2 separate regions of the Mus musculus genome follow, and region 2 is linked to region 1. A link is a loop called in an ENCODE intact Hi-C map of the cell type or tissue named here. Cell type or tissue: heart. All regions are shown on one strand.

Evidence for each region. Hi-C counts contacts between places; a loop is a spot of excess contacts. Peaks named below come from ENCODE experiments on the same cell type or tissue, not always from the same donor. Only the 100,000 strongest peaks of a DNase experiment are listed, where the experiment ranks them.
Region 2: it touches region 1 in a loop (2.3-fold over the local background); 5 of 42 quality-filtered maps call a loop at or near these places.

Annotation. Positions count from the first base shown.
Region 1 is chr7:127,584,622-127,592,621 of GRCm38, forward strand. It overlaps Ccdc189 (coiled-coil domain containing 189), which reads right to left and starts at 3,974. Exons shown (of 9, transcript NM_001033040.3): 1 at 3,256-3,974; 2 at 2,943-2,974; 3 at 2,202-2,267; 4 at 1,654-1,823; 5 at 833-903; 6 at 524-640; 7 at 372-432; 8 at 200-292. The coding sequence starts at 3,468. It overlaps Rnf40 (ring finger protein 40), which reads left to right and starts at 4,077. Exons shown (of 20, transcript NM_172281.2): 1 at 4,077-4,190; 2 at 4,304-4,507; 3 at 4,891-5,058; 4 at 5,136-5,277; 5 at 5,886-6,092; 6 at 6,694-6,815; 7 at 6,912-7,058; 8 at 7,142-7,216; 9 at 7,968-8,000. The coding sequence starts at 4,376. In heart, no CTCF peak of the experiment used is centred here; DNase peaks (open chromatin) are centred at 3,620, 4,020 and 5,090; H3K4me3 peaks cover 2,747 bases; H3K27ac peaks cover 1,797 bases.
Region 2 is chr7:127,508,317-127,516,316 of GRCm38, forward strand. It overlaps Srcap (Snf2-related CREBBP activator protein), which reads left to right and starts at 3,667. Exons shown (of 34, transcript NM_001304266.1): 1 at 3,667-4,022; 2 at 5,849-5,924; 3 at 7,626-7,885. The coding sequence starts at 7,832. 1700008J07Rik (RIKEN cDNA 1700008J07 gene) reads right to left here and starts at 4,553. Exons shown (of 1, transcript NR_024331.1): 1 at 2,122-4,553. In heart, a CTCF peak has its summit at 3,066 (motif pointing right); DNase peaks (open chromatin) are centred at 3,695, 4,015 and 4,565; H3K4me3 peaks cover 3,149 bases; H3K27ac peaks cover 2,625 bases.

The DNA.
Region 1 (8,000 bases):
ATAGAGAGACCCCGTCTCAAAAAAGTGGGTGGGTTACTGAGGCTGTCCCCCTGAATGGTAGAACTCTGCTGCACATGGTTCTAATCTCACTCCCCAGCACTACAAGACAAAATGGTGGTTGCCTGAGGTGAGGTGGGAGGGATCAAGGCTCAGGTAGGCCCAACCATTTCGCGGCACCTTAACCCTTCCATGTGCTCACTTGGCTGTTGCTCTGGCTCCGTCACAGTTTCCGGCTCTTCCTCCTGTGGAGTAGCTACTTGCTCTACCACCATCATCTCCTCGTTTTCTTTCTCTGCATAGCAGAAAGCAGGAAGAGGTCTTGGCCCCAGCTCTGGCCCAGTCCCAACCTGGCCCACTTGTACCCATCTTACCCTCTGGCCAGAGCGTGAGTGGCTGTAACCCCGTGTAAGTCAAAGATAGGTCCAGTCGCACCTGAAGAGACAAGGGAAGAGAGGCTGAGAGGAAGCACTTGCCATAAGAGAAAGGGGGAGACAGGTGGCCACTCACTGCCTGTACACAGTACCTGTGGGGTGAAGACATATTTGTAGAGCTTGAAGTGGCGGAAGTAGGTGTTGACCACATAGTCTGCCAGTGCCAGCAGCTGTTCCTCTTTAAAGAGGTCAATGCTGAAAGGGGGCCGCTGTGACGATAATCCGGGACGTAAGTGCCCTGACAACCTCCAGAAGCCTACCCAGCTAGTCTGCCAAAAGCAGCTGTCTAGAAGCAGGGCAAGCCCCAGGTGGCCTTCAGAGGAAGATGGTGGGAAAGAGAACAGGAATTTGGGCCCGATCTTGCCTGTGGTTGGGTGAAGGCTTCGTTTCAGGGTACTGACCCTGATTCCATGACAAAAGAGAACGCTGGTAAAGTAGCGGTAGCATTCCTCCACGTTGCCCAGAGGGGTAGCTGGAGGGAAACAAGGTGAAGCTGTCAGCCCGCCTACTCGCCTACTCTTCCTTCTGCTTTTAGAGCAGGAGATGGAGAATGGGGCAGACTTAGGAGTAAGTCCTGGTCGCTCTGTTAATTCACTCAGTAAACACCATATTCTCACTCTACACTTTTCTCGGCACTCAAAGACAGACAAGGTCCTTCCCTCAGAAGGATGCTTTGTTTCTGGTCGGAAAGTATAGAACTAAAGTTGGCCTCAAACCAGCGGCATTGCCCCTGCCTCAGCCTCCTGAATGCAGGTGTGTCAGGCTTGAGCTACCACACGCGGCATCATTGGGAAGGTACTTTGTTGTTGAGACAGGGTGTCACGTGTCCCAGGCTAACTTTGAACTTCTGACTCATCTGCCTTTTAGGAAAGAAACTTCCTAAGTGCTAGGATTATGGATATGTGCCACCTCACTTGAGTACACAGGGTTGGAAGTGAACCCAGGATTTTGTACTTAGGCAAGCACTCTACTAAGTGGGCTATATCCCCAGCCCCCTATTTAGATACTTCTCAGAACAGACCCATAATATTAGTACTATGTGTTTCATTTCTTAATAAGGGAAGCTCTCAAAGGTGATAAATGTGGTACATTAATACCACCTATGGTGGAACACAAATCCCAGACTGCAGGTTCCCTACTTTAGTTCTCCACGGTCACTTCTGCCAGCCCAGCCTCCTCTCCTAGGGCTCAAACCTTTTGGTGGCTACCTCCCTCTCCTCACCAACACAGGCCTTGTGAAGATCTTGGAGCATGGCACAGGCTGCTGATGTCTGCTCTGGTGAAAAGCCCTGCTGGCGGCAGAAGATAAGTGCGTGGGAGAAGAGGTCCAAGATAATGGCATCCCGCAGGCTCTGCTCAGGAAAGCCAAGCTCCAAGAGCTCAGCAAGAACCCTTGGGGGGGGGGGTGGAAGAGGCATGAGTGACAGACAGCAGGGGTTCGCCCGCCCCCCACCTCACCTTAGGATTTATTTCTATTATATGGGTAGTTTCCCTGTATATGTGCAACACATGCTTTTCTGGTACCCATGGAGACCAGAAGAAGGTATTGGATCCTCTGGAACTTGAGTTATAGACTATGTGGATGCTGGGAACCAAACCTGGGTCCTCTGGAAGAACAGCCATTGCTGTTAATGGCTGAGCTGCCTCTGCAGCCCTGAACACAAGCCTCTTCTCGTCTCCATTGCCTGACACTCACTCTATACTTTAAAGTTTGTCATTTCTTGTGTCTCCCCTCCCAAGAGTTCAGTCTCGCCCAACTCAAACCCATACTCTCTCATCTTTTCCACAGTGGCTGCCTTCTCCAGTCTGTGCATAGAATGGATGTCCAGGTATTTCCTGTCAGGAAAAGATGAGACAAATCACTGGTGGTTCATACAACTTCCCCGATGGGGCTGCAACTTGGAGAGTTTCAGTGGGGATCAGGAGCTGAGACTTGGCGAACTTGCTAAGGAACCTTTAGCAAATCATTTCACTGTCAACGGGGAACATCATGGTCTAGAATCCAGTCTGTAGATTTAGCAGATTTTTTTTTTATTTATAAACCCACTGATTAGAAAAGAGTTGTGCCAGGTAGTGGTGGTACACTCACTGTACCCAGCACTGTGAGGCAGAGGCAGGCGGATCTCTTGAGTTTGAGGCCAGCCTGGTCTACAGAGTGAGTTTCAGGATAGCCAAAGCTACAAGGAGAAACAATGTCTTGAAAACCCCCCAAAAAACAACTTTGAGTCCTTGTCTTGCTCTGTGTGACCTTGATGAAGTCCCCTGGGCCTTGGCATCGGTGTGCACAGTGCTCCATCATTGCAGCTGTGTACATTCCTGCCTTTGCCTCCCTTCTCACACCGCCACTTTACACTGAGGCACCTGGCACGCTGGTGACTCGTTACCTTGAGCACTTCTCAGTCTCATCTTTGTAAAACTGGAGAGCCCTGGCTGGACAGGACTGTTGAGGACACCTTACAGGAGTAATACAAATGAGAAGTGTAACTTTTCCCCTGGGCTCTCCACACTCACCACATACAGATCCGGGGCTGGGGTAGTGGTGGCTGCGGAGAGAAGACAGATTATGGGACAAATAGATACGACAGTATGTATCCCCTAGTCCCTAGTACCTCATGAATTTCTAGCAGGTCTGAGTGTGCTATAATTTTAACTATAGCAAAATAGGTAAAACCGGGCTTCGGTGGGCTCGAAATACTATTTAGCAGCCTATTTACAATCAAAGCAACTCCAGGAAATTCCCTAATGTTGATAAACGTAATGACTGGCGGCACCTTTTTTGGGAAACCTAAGTATTCACTAGAGGACAACTCTGTCCCGCCCTCACCGGGAACAAGTTGGCTCCAGGATCTTCAGCCACTTCCACAGGGCTACTAGTGGCTTCTGCGGGCGACTCGGTCTGCATGTCTGTTCCGTTCCTTATGGCCGAGCCGTCCACCGAGCTGGGACTCCTGTCCAGTTCCTCCTGCAATTTGGGAGATTGTTCCGACTCCATCTGCACCTTCATTCCCAGGCTCTGGCTGGAACTGGGGGTAATCATCTCTTCGTCCTTCTTAGCCTCAGTCAAGGGCTCTCCAGCCTGGGCTCTGGGACAGCCAGCTCTCCCACTGCAAAGCCCGGTCCTGCCCCTTCTAGTGTTTCTTCAGAGGCGGTGAAGCGAGAGGCAGCCAATCCGCAGAGGGCGTCTTCCCAACTTGTCTCCCCGGTGACCGTTGTTAAGGAAAGTAGAAAGTACAAGCCCACGCCAATCATTGAAAAGATAGAGCGCATGCGTAACGAGTTGCACGTGCCTCTTAGAAGTTGCTTGTAAGGGTGCTTTTGAGGGTCGGTCTTTTTAAAGATTTAATTTAAATCTTTAAAAGATTGTGTTTGTGCGTGCGTGTGCGCACATATGTACAGGATGTTCGGGAGGGCTCCGCGGAGGCCAGGAGAGGATGACGGATCCTCTGGATCTGGAGTTACAAGGGGTCGTGTACCGAGTACCCCGAACAGCAGCAAAGGCTCCACCCCTCCATCTCCTAGTGCAACTGCGGGGTCAGTAACTATGGGAACCGCCTGCTGGCCAATCATTAAGAGAAATACAGTCCGTCGCGGGGTTGGAGGGGTGGGACTAAAAGACTCGAGAGGAGGAACCAAGAGCTACCAATAGAAACAGGAAATAAGTTTCGCCACATCCGGAGCGGCTCTGACGCCTGCGCTGTGCGTCTGGCGGCCGGTGACGTCCGGTGAAATCCAAGATGGTGGCGCTTGGCTGACCCTACGGTAAGTGCGGACCCCCGTCCGGCGGGGGCGGGGTCCGGGAGATATGTCCAGGGGGACGCTCAGGACTGCGGAGCTCCAGACGCATCCACAGCTCAGCTCTCTGTTTTCTGCAGGTGACGGAAGTGCCGCCTCCACCCGCCTGCCAGCCCCGGAGAGCCCTGAGTTGCCCCTCCGCCACCGCCGCTATGTCTGGCCTCAGCAACAAGCGCGCCGCCGGCGACGGGGGCTCAGGACCCCCAGAGAAGAAGATGAACCGCGAGGAGAAGACCACGACCACTCTAATCGAACCCATTCGTCTCGGCGGCATTTCTTCCACGGTTGGTGGGCTTTTGCGAAAGTCACATTTGGCCTGCGCCCAAAGTGTTTGGAATCTTGTGTGTGCTCGTGTGTATATACACAAACCGGGTGGTGAGGGTGGGTGTGCCAACGGCGTGAATGTGATCAGAGAACAACTTTACGGAGTCCCTTCTGGCCTTTTACTTATGCGCACATATGTTCCCGTAAGTCCTGTGTGATGTGTCTGAGTTGGAAACAGGTAGGGGCAGGAACGGAATGTGAAGCTCTCATGACTAGCATATTCTCTTTGCAAGTGTCTGAGCCTTGCTATATACCTCTCCCCTTTCAGTCTAATCCTTGTCCTATTGTGTGTCAGTGATGGTTCAGGGTCCTGCCCGACACTCTGCCTCTTCCCTTCTGGTAGGAGGAGATGGATTCCAAGGTACTGCAGTTCAAGAACAAGAAGCTGGCGGAGCGGTTGGAGCAGCGGCAAGCCTGCGAGGATGAGCTCCGGGAGAGAATTGAGAAATTGGAGAAGAGGCAGGCCACTGATGATGCCACACTCCTCATCGTCAACCGCTACTGGGCCCAGGTGGATGCCTGAAGAGCGAGCGTCCTACTGGGAGAAGCCCTGAGGCATTCCTAACCTCTTGTTCTTTCTTCTTTCAGCTGGATGAAACTGTAGAAGCCCTCCTCCAGTGCTACGAGAACCAGAGGGAACTGTCTTCAGGGACAGAGGTGCCTGGGTGCCAAGAGGGCCTGACCCGTGATGTGATCCCTCGACCAGACCCAGGGACATCAGATCTGAGGGGTAGGACCAGGGCCCTGGGGAGCTTATGTTCTCAGAAAGGTTTTGAGGAGGAGGTGACTTTGATGTGGGGCTACCGAAATGCCCGGCACTTGGGAAGCAGAAGTTGCTGTCCTGGAACTCACTTTGTAGACCAGGCTGGCTTCAAACTCAGAAATTTGCCTGCCTCTGCCTCCCGAGTGCTGGGATTAAAGGCGTGTGCCACCACGCCCATCGTGAGACTCTGTCTTAAAAACATGGGTTTTTTGTTTTTTTTTTTTTTTTTGGTTTTTTTAATATTCTTTTTTAATGGAATGAACAAAGTTTTAGAATCTAATTGGATTTTCATAATCCCAGCCTTCTGAAAAGTAGAAGCAGAAGTCTTTCTGTTTATCAATTAATTCATTTATTTTGGTTTTTCAAGACAGGGTTTCTCTGTGTAATGTTGGCTGACTTGGAACTCACTCTGTAGACTAGGCTGGCCTCAAACTCAGAGTGTGCTGGGATTAAAGGTGTGCGCCACCACCACCCGGCAGCCATGGAATACCAAGCAGCTTATTCTGGGACTTGGTAGAGGTTGATGGTCCCTGCTGTGGCCTTTCATTCTGATGAGGATTCTCTGTCCCTTCCAGAACCGCTGCCAGTGCAGTTTCGAGCCCCTCTCAGTGAGCCGGCCTTGGCTTTTGTGGTGGCACTGGGCGCCAGCAGCTGTGAGGAAGTGGAGCTGCAGCTGCAGGGTCGGATGGAATTCTCCAAGGCTGCCGTGTCTCGGGTGGTCGAGGCCTCGGACCGCCTGCAACGGCAGGTGGAAGAACTCTGTCAGCGAGTATACAGCCGGGGTTAGTTCTGTGGACCCTACCCTGAGAAATCCACCCTGGCCTGCGTTGTTCAGAGTCCCCAGTAAATGTCAGCCTTGTTCTTGTTGGGACAACTTAGTTCAGACGGGGATTTCAGCTTTAGTTCCTGAAGTGGGGCTCTAGAGAGACGGCTGGAGGAGCTGTTGATGCTGGCAGGGTCACAGCCCTTCAGCAGGAGGGCTCTCTGGAACTTTGCACCAACCTCAGGGGTAGCTATTGTCCCACTACACTGAGAGGCAAGTGCCCAGGCTTTTTGAGGCAAGGGGTTTTTTCCTCCTGCCCTTAATTCTCCTCCCTAGTGTCCATTTTCTTGGCTGAATGGTCCCTCTGTGAGCTAGCTTAGTCTGAGTTTGTCATAAGCAGTTGGTGAGATAGCTGGTGCATAACACTGAGCACAGAAACTCCAGGATCAACTAGTTCTTCCTTGGTTATCCAGGGACTCCAGGATCAACTAGTTCTTCCTTGGTTATCCAGGGACTCCGGGATCAGCTAGTTCTTCCTTGGTTATCCAGGGACTCCGGGATCAGCTAGTTCTTCCTTGGTTATCCAGGGTTTGGCTCTCATCCAGGCTTTGCATTCCCAGGGGACAGTGAGGCCCCTGGGGAGGTGGCACGGGTGCGCACCCGGGAGCTAGGCAGAGAGAACCGTAGGCTACAGGACTTGGCCACTCAGCTGCAAGAGAAACACCACCGCATCTCGTTGGAGGTAGGAGTTGGGCTTTGGGTGCGGTTAGAACTTGGGCAGGGTTTGGGTTTGCTATCCGAGGACCTCAGGAAACAGGCCACTGTCCACTGCCCCTAGTACTCTGAGCTCCAAGATAAAGTGACATCGACAGAGACCAAGGTCCTAGAGATGGAGACCACAGTGGAGGACCTGCAGTGGGACATTGAGAAGCTGCGCAAGCGAGAACAGAAGCTCAATAAGCACTTGGCAGAGGCCTTGGAGCAGGTACGAGAGTGGATGGGACCAAATTGAGTACTTGGGGCCCCGGTTTCTGCCCTTTGCATCCACTGTGTCTTCTTTCTCTGCAGCTCAACTCCGGCTACTATGTGTCTGGGAGCTCCACAGGCTTTCAGGGAGGCCAGATTACACTCAGCATGCAGAAGGTAAGCAGCCTCCTCCCCCTCCCCTCCAGGTCTGCCTCGGACTTTCCTGAGGGCAGGCATCTTCATCAGAGTCCGTTTCCTGGCATTGCTGCACATTTTTTTTTCATTCCTTTCTACACTTGTTTATTAAATAATTGCAGAACTTAACTGCTAGGAGCTAGGCGGGCTGAAGAGGACGAATGGGAGCGGGAGCTTACGTTGTCTTGAGAAGCCCAGGCCCGTGGGCGCTGCCCTTCCCTGAGCATCTCTTTCTGCCTTGATGCTGTATTTCAATGTGTGTGAAATCCCTTTGTGTTTTGCCTCTTTGTATTGGAGGCTAGGTCTTGTGATGTGGTCAGGCTGGCCTCAGACTTGTGTAGCTGAGAGTGACTGAGACTGATCCTGCCATACTTGCCTTCTAAGTGGTGAAACTCTAGGCTTTGCACCACCTTACCTAGCTTCAAATCAAACGTTTTCTTACTAAACTTCAGTTCTTTCTCTTATGAGGGAATAATAAAGATTCCGTGGAAATGAGGTTCTATGTGAGGAATAGACAGTGCTTACGTTGGTAGTTAGTTGGTAGTTACATTGGTAGTTACGTTGGTAGTTAGTAGATAGTCCTGTGCAGGGCTGACCTCCTATTCCCCCAAGAGCCCTTAGAAAACGCATTGCTTTGGAAGTTTATAGGAGCTTGGGTGGGGTGCGTGCTGGACGACTGGGGAAAATACTGCCCATCCTGGTCTTGCCTACCACAGCCCCTTCCACTTCCTAGTTTGAGATGTTGAATGCAGAGCTGGAAGAAAAT
Region 2 (8,000 bases), 76 kb before region 1:
TATGTATGTTTTGCCTGCCTATATATGTTTGTGCACCACATAAATACCTTGTGCCCAAAGAAGGCCAGAAGAGGGCATCAGATCCTCTGACACTGGAGCTATAGGCAGGTGTGTGAACTGTTATGTGGGTGCTGGCAACAGAACTGGGGTCCTCTGGAGAGACAGTAGCTTCTCTTAACCATTAAGCTCCCTTCTCCAGCCCCATATACGTTGTCTTTGTACAGGACTATCCTCTAGGGCAAACTATCACCATCTTTGTCAATTAGCTGTGCTACTTGCAAAAGTCTATCAAGGGCTGGTGAGATGGCTCAGTGGGTTAGAGCACCCGACTGCTCTTCCGAAGGTCCAGAGTTCAAATCCCAGCAACCACATGGTGGCTCACAACCATCCGTAACAAGATCTGACTCCTTCTTCTGGAGTGTCTGAAGACAGCTACAGCGTACTTACATATAATAAATAAATAAATCTTTAAAAAAAAAAAAAAAAAAAAAAAAAAAAAAAAAAGAAAATAAAGATTTAAAAAAAAAAAGTCTATCAAAGCTGGCTTGTGGACTACTGTGCCACCACCCCTGGCATCTTTTGCTGTTGGTTTTGAGTGGGACTATAACCCAGGTTGGCCTCAAACTCGCTGGGCTGCTCAGATAACTCTTAACTCCTGATCCTCAAAGCTTTACCTCCCATTTGCTGGGATTACAGGTGTGTAATCTTAGCCAGCTCTGGTCTGAAACTATATAGCCCAGGCTGGTCTTGAACTTCTAAGTACTAGAATTACAGATACAGAATCACAACTTTCAGGGTTTAAGTTTAGGCTGTCCTCAAACTTGTAATGTGGGTAAGAATAGCCCTGAACTGCTGGTTCTCCTGTATCCACTTCCCTGGTACTAGGATTATCATTTCCAGTTGAAGCAAACACACTACCAACTCAACTACATGCAACCCCCTCCGTTTTTGTTTTTCTGAGACAGGGTCTCACCATATACACCTGACTGGCTGGGAATTCACTATGTGGACCCAAGTGGCCTCATGAGATCATCTTGCCTCAGTCTTCAAGTACTGGACTATAGGCATGCATTTCCAAAGCAAGTTTTATGTAGTGCTGACAGCCAGCCTATGGCTTTGTGCATGCACTAGAAGCACACTACCAACTGGGCTAGTTATTTTTCTTTTTAGCAGAATTTCATATAGTCCATGCTGGTCTCAAGACTCACTAGATAACCCTGAACTTAGTATCTTCCTGCCACCTCCTCCAGAATGATGCTGTATGCCACATTATAGCTCTATGCTAGCACATCTGTTTAAAATGACACTAAGAATTGAACCCAAGGTTTCACAAATGTTAGGGAAACACTCTACCAACTGAAATAGAGACCGTTATTCTCCTTCTACTTTTTGAGTTTCAGGCATCAAATTCACATCAGGCTTAGTGGCAAATCTCTGCCTGTGCAATGTGTGCAGTGCAGAGGCAAGATGTTTGCCAGCTGCCTTGTTGGTCCCAGAAACTAAAGTCAGGTCCTCTAGCCTGAGCCAGCCAGTACTTTTTTTTTTTTTTTTTTTTTTTTCCGAGACAGGGTTTCTCTGTATAGCTCTGGCTATCCTGGAACTCACTTTGTAGACCAGGCTGGCCTCGAACTCAGAAATCCACCTGCCTCTGCCTACCAAGTACTGGGATTAAAGGTGTGCACCACTACGCCTGGCTCAGCCAGTACTCTTAACTGCTGAGTCATCTTTCTTCCACTACCTTCTTTCTTTCTTTTGGTGGGGTGAGGAGGGGACATACAGGGACAAGTGGAGGGGTGGGGACGGGACATAAAAAGATAGGGTCTCACTATGTAAACCAGCCTGGACTTGAATTCAGAGATTTTCCCTGCTAATGCCTGCTGGGTGCAGGAATGAGAGGTGCCACCACATCTGGCCCCATCACTATCTTTATTAATCTTTCTAGATATTATAAGTCTGAAAAGGCAAAATGTAAAACAATTATAAATTGCCAAAGTGTAAGCAAAAGTGTGAAACAATTCATACTATGGTATCATTTAGATATAGGGGACTCAACACTGATTACTTCTGGGTAGAATTCTCTAGGCAGGGTACTGGGAACATTTAGGAATTTTTTTTTTTTTTGCAGATAATCCTTTTACTGATAATTCATACTACATTTATTTTTACAAAAGCAAATATTTATTACCTCTGTAATTTTAGAATTTATTTTTATAAGTGTTTGCCTGAATGTATGTCTATGTATTAGAAGGTTTCAATTCCCTTAAGACTAAAGTTAGAAACTGTTAAAAGCTTCCATGTGGGTGCTGAGAATCAAACCCTGTGTTCTCTAGAAGAGCAGCCAGTGCTCTTAACCACTTAAAACATCTCTCCAGCTCTGCCTCTGTAAATTATTTAAACACACACACACACCTTTAAAGTACTAAAGTGAAAAAAAGCAACACATAGTTACTATAAGATTATATGCATATCCTTTTTTTTAGACAGGATAATCTTGAACTTTAGAATATTAGTGTGTGTGTGCTCTGTGTGGTTGTTTGTATTGACTTATGCAACAGCACAGGTTGGCCTCAACCAGTAAATTGGGATTGTGCATTTATGCTACCATACCTAGCTGTAAAGAATCTTTCTTCCAGTCTCTATTCAACTTCCATTTCCCCTCAATAGCTTCTCCTCTGTCCATCGCTGATTTATTTTTATCCTGTTTTCTTAATTATTAGTTATGTTTTGGGGCAGGGTCTTGTTATGTAACCAATGGCTCAAAATCTTCCTTGGAACCGTTGTAGATAATAAATGCATCCTTAAAATCGGAAGGGAGTATCAGATTCTCTAAGAGATTTTTTCCCCCCTAGACACAGGAATTTTTCTCTGTAGCTTTGGTTGTCCTAGAGCTAGCTTCATAGACCAGGATGGCTCTGAAGTCAGAGATTCGTCAGCCTCTATTGGGATTAAAAGCCATGAGCCACCACCACCCAGCCTTTTTTTCCTTAAGGATTTTTATTTGACTTGAATGGGAGTTTTACTTGCGTGTATGTCTGTGCACCGTGTTTGTGTATTGCTCTCTGAGGCCAGAAGAGGGTGTCGGATTCCTTGGAACTGGAATAACTGTTAGGAGCTTCTTTAGTGTGGAGATAGAATGTCCTCTCAAAGTGGAAGCAGCCAATATTCTTAATCACTGAGCTATGTTCTCAACCTCTCAAAATAGTTCTTAAATGTAAAAGACTGCAAACCTATGGTACTTGTATTTGAGAGTTCTTGGGAAAACCGGTGTTACAAAGTCAACCGCAGCTGGTAGTGGTGGTGCATACGTTCATTCCAGGCAGACGCAGGAGCAACTTTGTAAGTTTAAGGTTAGCTTGATCTACATAGCGAGTCCATGTCAGCCAAGGCTACATTGTTAGACCTCACCTTTCAAAAACAAAAAGTAACTGCTGTAGGAATCAGTAGGTCTAAGCTCTTCTACTCATTTGTTTCATTTCACTGGGTGATATGTAAGAACAAAAACTCCGAAATCCAAAGGGTGGTCCCAGTGGGCAGCTGCAATGCAGCACGAGTTTCAGACCTATTGAAGCGTGCTGGGCCAGCATGGAGCCTCGGAGCGAACTACAACTCCCACCTTGCTTTGCGCCGCACAGTCCTACGCTAGCACGCGAGCCTACCCGCCCCTTCAGCCTCCAGTTACTGTGTATCGCGAGAAGACGGGCCGCTCTGGCGGTAGCGATAACGAGCCTTGGTGGTGGTGGTAGTGGTGGTGCTAGTGGCGGTGGCGGCCGAGACGGCGGCGGCCATTTTGGTGAGGCCTCGGGAGCAGCGGAGGCGGCGGCGGGGTCGCTGGGAGTAGCGTCTCCTTTTTCTTCAACTCACCAAGCACCTCTTCGCGGCGTGACTGGAAGCGGTGGGAGCATCGGGGTGGCTCGTGTTACGGCCCTTAGGGGAATTTAAAGTGGTGAAGGCGGCGACCAAGAGGGGGCCCTCCCCCCTCCTCGGCGGGAGGGGGGGTGGTGAGCACGCCCCCGAGGACGCAGGTAAGGAGAGGGAGACAAGATGGCGGAGGCCCCACACTTTCCCCTCCCCTGACGGGTGCCTGCGCGCGCATCTGCGAGCGCCGCTTCCCACCTTCCCGGGGTGCTGCGCGCGCACCGCCCGGCGGGGCCCCGGGGCTGGCGAGCGAGGTTGCCTGCGCGCGCTCCCGGAGCCGGGGGTGGGGGGGAGGGCGTCGGGCCGAGCGGCACCTGGTGTCAGAGCGGCGCCTCGCCCCCCTCCTGCCCTTCTGCGCACGCGTGCGCGAACGAGCAGCCCTCGAGAGGACGGACCCAGGTGCGCTTCTGCCCGCCCACCAACCTGCCTCCCCTCGGGGGCGCGGACGAGGGAAAGGGGTGCACGGGACGAGTAGTCCGGGCGCGCGCCCACCATAAGCCATTTAGGAGCCCGAGACTTGGCGCACGAACCCTTCCTTCCCGAGCTCTTTGCGGTCTGTGGATGTGGGGGCGCCGACGGACGCGGACATCTGAGTCCTGTGACCCGGTCTATGGGATCGGGTTCTGGCGGGAATCCCCCCCTCCTCCCCTCCCCAATCTGGCCGTGCGCGCCGCCGGCTCACCCCGCCTCCGGGCCGCGCACGCGCCGGCGCCTCCCCCAGCCGGTCGAGCACGTTGGGTGGGGTGGGCGACCGCGAGGGGGCGGGGCCGCCGTCTGAGGAGTCAAAACTTGGCAGAGGTCAAGGGTCATGCTGGGTCAGTCCACTGCGGGGGGGGTGGGGGGGTATTGGGAGGTCATAAAGAAGGCTGGAGTCCATAGTTGGGGCCTCATGGTTTTGGATTACCTCCAATCCTTGGAATTTCTGAAGGGTGAATCAAGGCAGCACAACACCTAGATAAGGAATTAACTAGGCAAATGCTTCCGGATCTTGAATACTTTATTAACCCTGCTTGTTTCCGGCTGTTAGGGCTCCTTGGCGCCTTCCTCACTTAAGTCTGCTTATAAAGCTCTTTCTTGCCGGGCGGTTGGTGGCGCACGCCTTTAGTCCCAGCACTTGGGAGGCAGAGGCAGGCAGATTTCTGAGTTTGAGGACAGCCTGGTCTACAAAGTGAGTTCCAGGACAGCCAGGGCTACACAGAGAAACCCTGTCTCCAAAAACGAAAAGCGTTTTCTTTAAAGTTCTTTGGCCGTTCCACCTCGCTCTTTCTGTATTCAAATAGCCCTCCTTTACTTTATAACTATTTGCTTTTTGTTTTGGGGAACTCCGCCCTCATTTCTGTTAAGTCCTCATTGAAAAGACAAGGAAGCTGTCAGGCATCCAGGAGGCGTTGTTAACTTCTAGATGAGAAGTTTCTGTCCTTCAGTTGTCTGTCAGAGCTTTAAGTACTTTTAGCTTTTAAAACGTTTTGTTGTCTTCTTCTCTGCTCTTACCCAGCCAGAATGTACAACCCTGTGAGATTCTCCGTACAAAACACTTTGTGCTTTGTTGCCACAACATGTATATACACCACATCCATGCTTGGTGTCCAGACAGGCCAGAAGAATAATCTGGGCCACTGGAGCTGGAGCTATTGTGAGCTGCTATATAGGTGCTTGGGACAAAACCCAGGACCTCTGCAGGAGCAATGAATACTCTTAAATCCCTGAAGCATTTCTCCACCCCCACCCCCAAGGCTGAGCCTTGCCCAATTTACTACAGCCTTGCCTAGTTTACTGTATGACTTTCTGAAGCATGAGCTTTCCCTGTTACTGTTCTGTGAAGTGACTTCGGATGTATTTTAAAGTCCAATAAAGCTGGTGTACGTAACCTTAGATGAGTATGGATTGACACATGTGGGTCGTGTCCTCACTGCTGCTGCTTCTCCTGTTTTAGGTGTGATTTCCTTCAGTACAGCACGGCACCGTGGAAGTGCAGACTCTCACAGGGGGTGTGGTCTCTGCTCACACAGGTGAGCTCACCTTCAGATAAAATTTTGTGTGCTGATGTTAATGGGAGAAACTGTATGACATGATGAGAGAATAGGTTGTGAATGATTACTGCATGTGTTTTCTATGTAGGGTTTGGTGATAGTACAACCAAACTGAGGCTGAATAAGGGAAGGTGTTACCCAGGCACTACTAGGGAGAGCACTAAGAGTATTAGGTTTTTCTATGTTTTTTTTTTTTGTTGTTGTTGTTTAGTTTGGTTTTGCTTATTTGTTTTGTTTTCATTTTTTTCTCTCTCTTTTTTTTTTTTTTTTGTTGTTGTCATTGTTTTCTCGAGACAGAGTTTCTCTTTGTAACCCTTTGTGTTCTAAAATTTGACTTGTAGATCAGGCTGGCCTTGAACTCAGAGATTTCTGTCTCTGCCTCCCAGTGCTAAGAAGAAAGACCTATACCACCATCCTGGCTTCTTCAATGTTCTGAAACATGGCAATGTGGATTTAAGTTCTCCTACTATTATCTTTTCTTCCTTCTTTTCTTTCTTTTCTTTTTAAAGACAATCTCACATAATTTAACTGGCCTCAATCTGTATAGCTGAGAATACTCTTAAGTAGTTGTGATCCTCTTGCCTCCAGTGTACCACCGTGACACTCAATTCTATGTGGTTCAGGCATGAAGTCTCAGACTCTGAGGGTACTGGTCAGCTATCCTACCAGATCAGCTCTGTCTTCAGCTCTGTGTTTCTCCCTTCTCTCTCTTTTCCTTTTTAAGGGGGTGGGGGTCTAAGTCTCTAGCTCAAGCCAACTTTGAATTCATAGCAGTCATTCTGCCTTGGCTTGCCCTAAGTGCTGGGATAATAGGTATGAACCACCACAGCTGACATTTCTCTTTCTTTTTCTTTTTTCTTCTTTTTTTCTTTTTCTTTTTCTTTTCTTTTCTTTTCTTTTCTTTCTTTCTTTATTTCTTTTTTTTTTTTTTTTTTGAGATAGGGCTTCTATTGTAGCCCAGGCTGTCCTGGAACTCTTTCTGGAGACCAGGCTAGCCTCAAACTAACAGAGATCCACTTACCTCTGTCTCCTGAGTGCTGAGGTTAAAGGCATGTACCATGAATGCTTAGCATATTTATTCTTTTGAAATGAGATCTTACTTTGTGTTTGAGGCTGGTCTCTAATGCCTATGTTAAAACAATCATCTCCAATGTCCCAAATAGCTGTGAATATTGGCATATACAGATATCAAGATATGTCTGTCTAAGCAAGTTCTTACAGGTATTTGATACAGAGTAAGTATCTAAGACATAGGGATAGATAGTATGTTGAGAAAGGGTCTCCGAGTCAATGCATAGCCAAAGATGAACTTGAACTTCTGATCTTCCTTTACCTCTCAAGCTTTTGGATTGAAGGTGTGTGCCACCCTGCTGGTTTTATGCAGGGTTGAGGATTGAACCCTTCTTGGGTGCTAGGCCGAGCCAGCTGAGCTACCTCCATATCCCTGAAAATAGTTCTTAACCCCAGCATTGGGAGCTGAGGCAGGAGGATTGTAAGTTCCAGGCCAGTCTGGATGGTAGAATAAGACCCTAATTGTCTCAAAAACAATTATTTTAATAGCCTTTAATTTTATTTCTACTCCTTTTCTTTTCCTCTCTCTCTCTCTCTTTCCTTCTTTCTTTCTTTCTTTCTTTCTTTCTTTTTTTCTTTCTTTCTTTCTTTCTTTTTATCCAACTGCAGGTACTCCAGAGGCTGGTGAACCTGAGCGGAGGCTGGGACGCCCTGGTGGGCCCCGGGCCCTGGAAGGCAGGTCCCGGTGGCTGGTGGCCCAGAATGAGGCCAGCTCCCAGCATGCCCTGCAGCCGGACACCAGCCACTCGGCCTGCAGCAACGGTGATAACCCAGTCATTCTTCAGGCATCCAGCAAGGAGCCTGGGAGTGGGACCATGCAGAGCAGCCCCTCCACTGCTCATCCTCAGCTCCCAATCCTACAGACACAGGTTTGAAAGTGGGGAAGGTTCCTATGATTATTTCTATGAGCTAATTCATGCCTTTGAAACAAGTGATGTTGCAGGTCTTCTTACCCACCTAAGTTTAGACTCTCTTTAGTTCTCA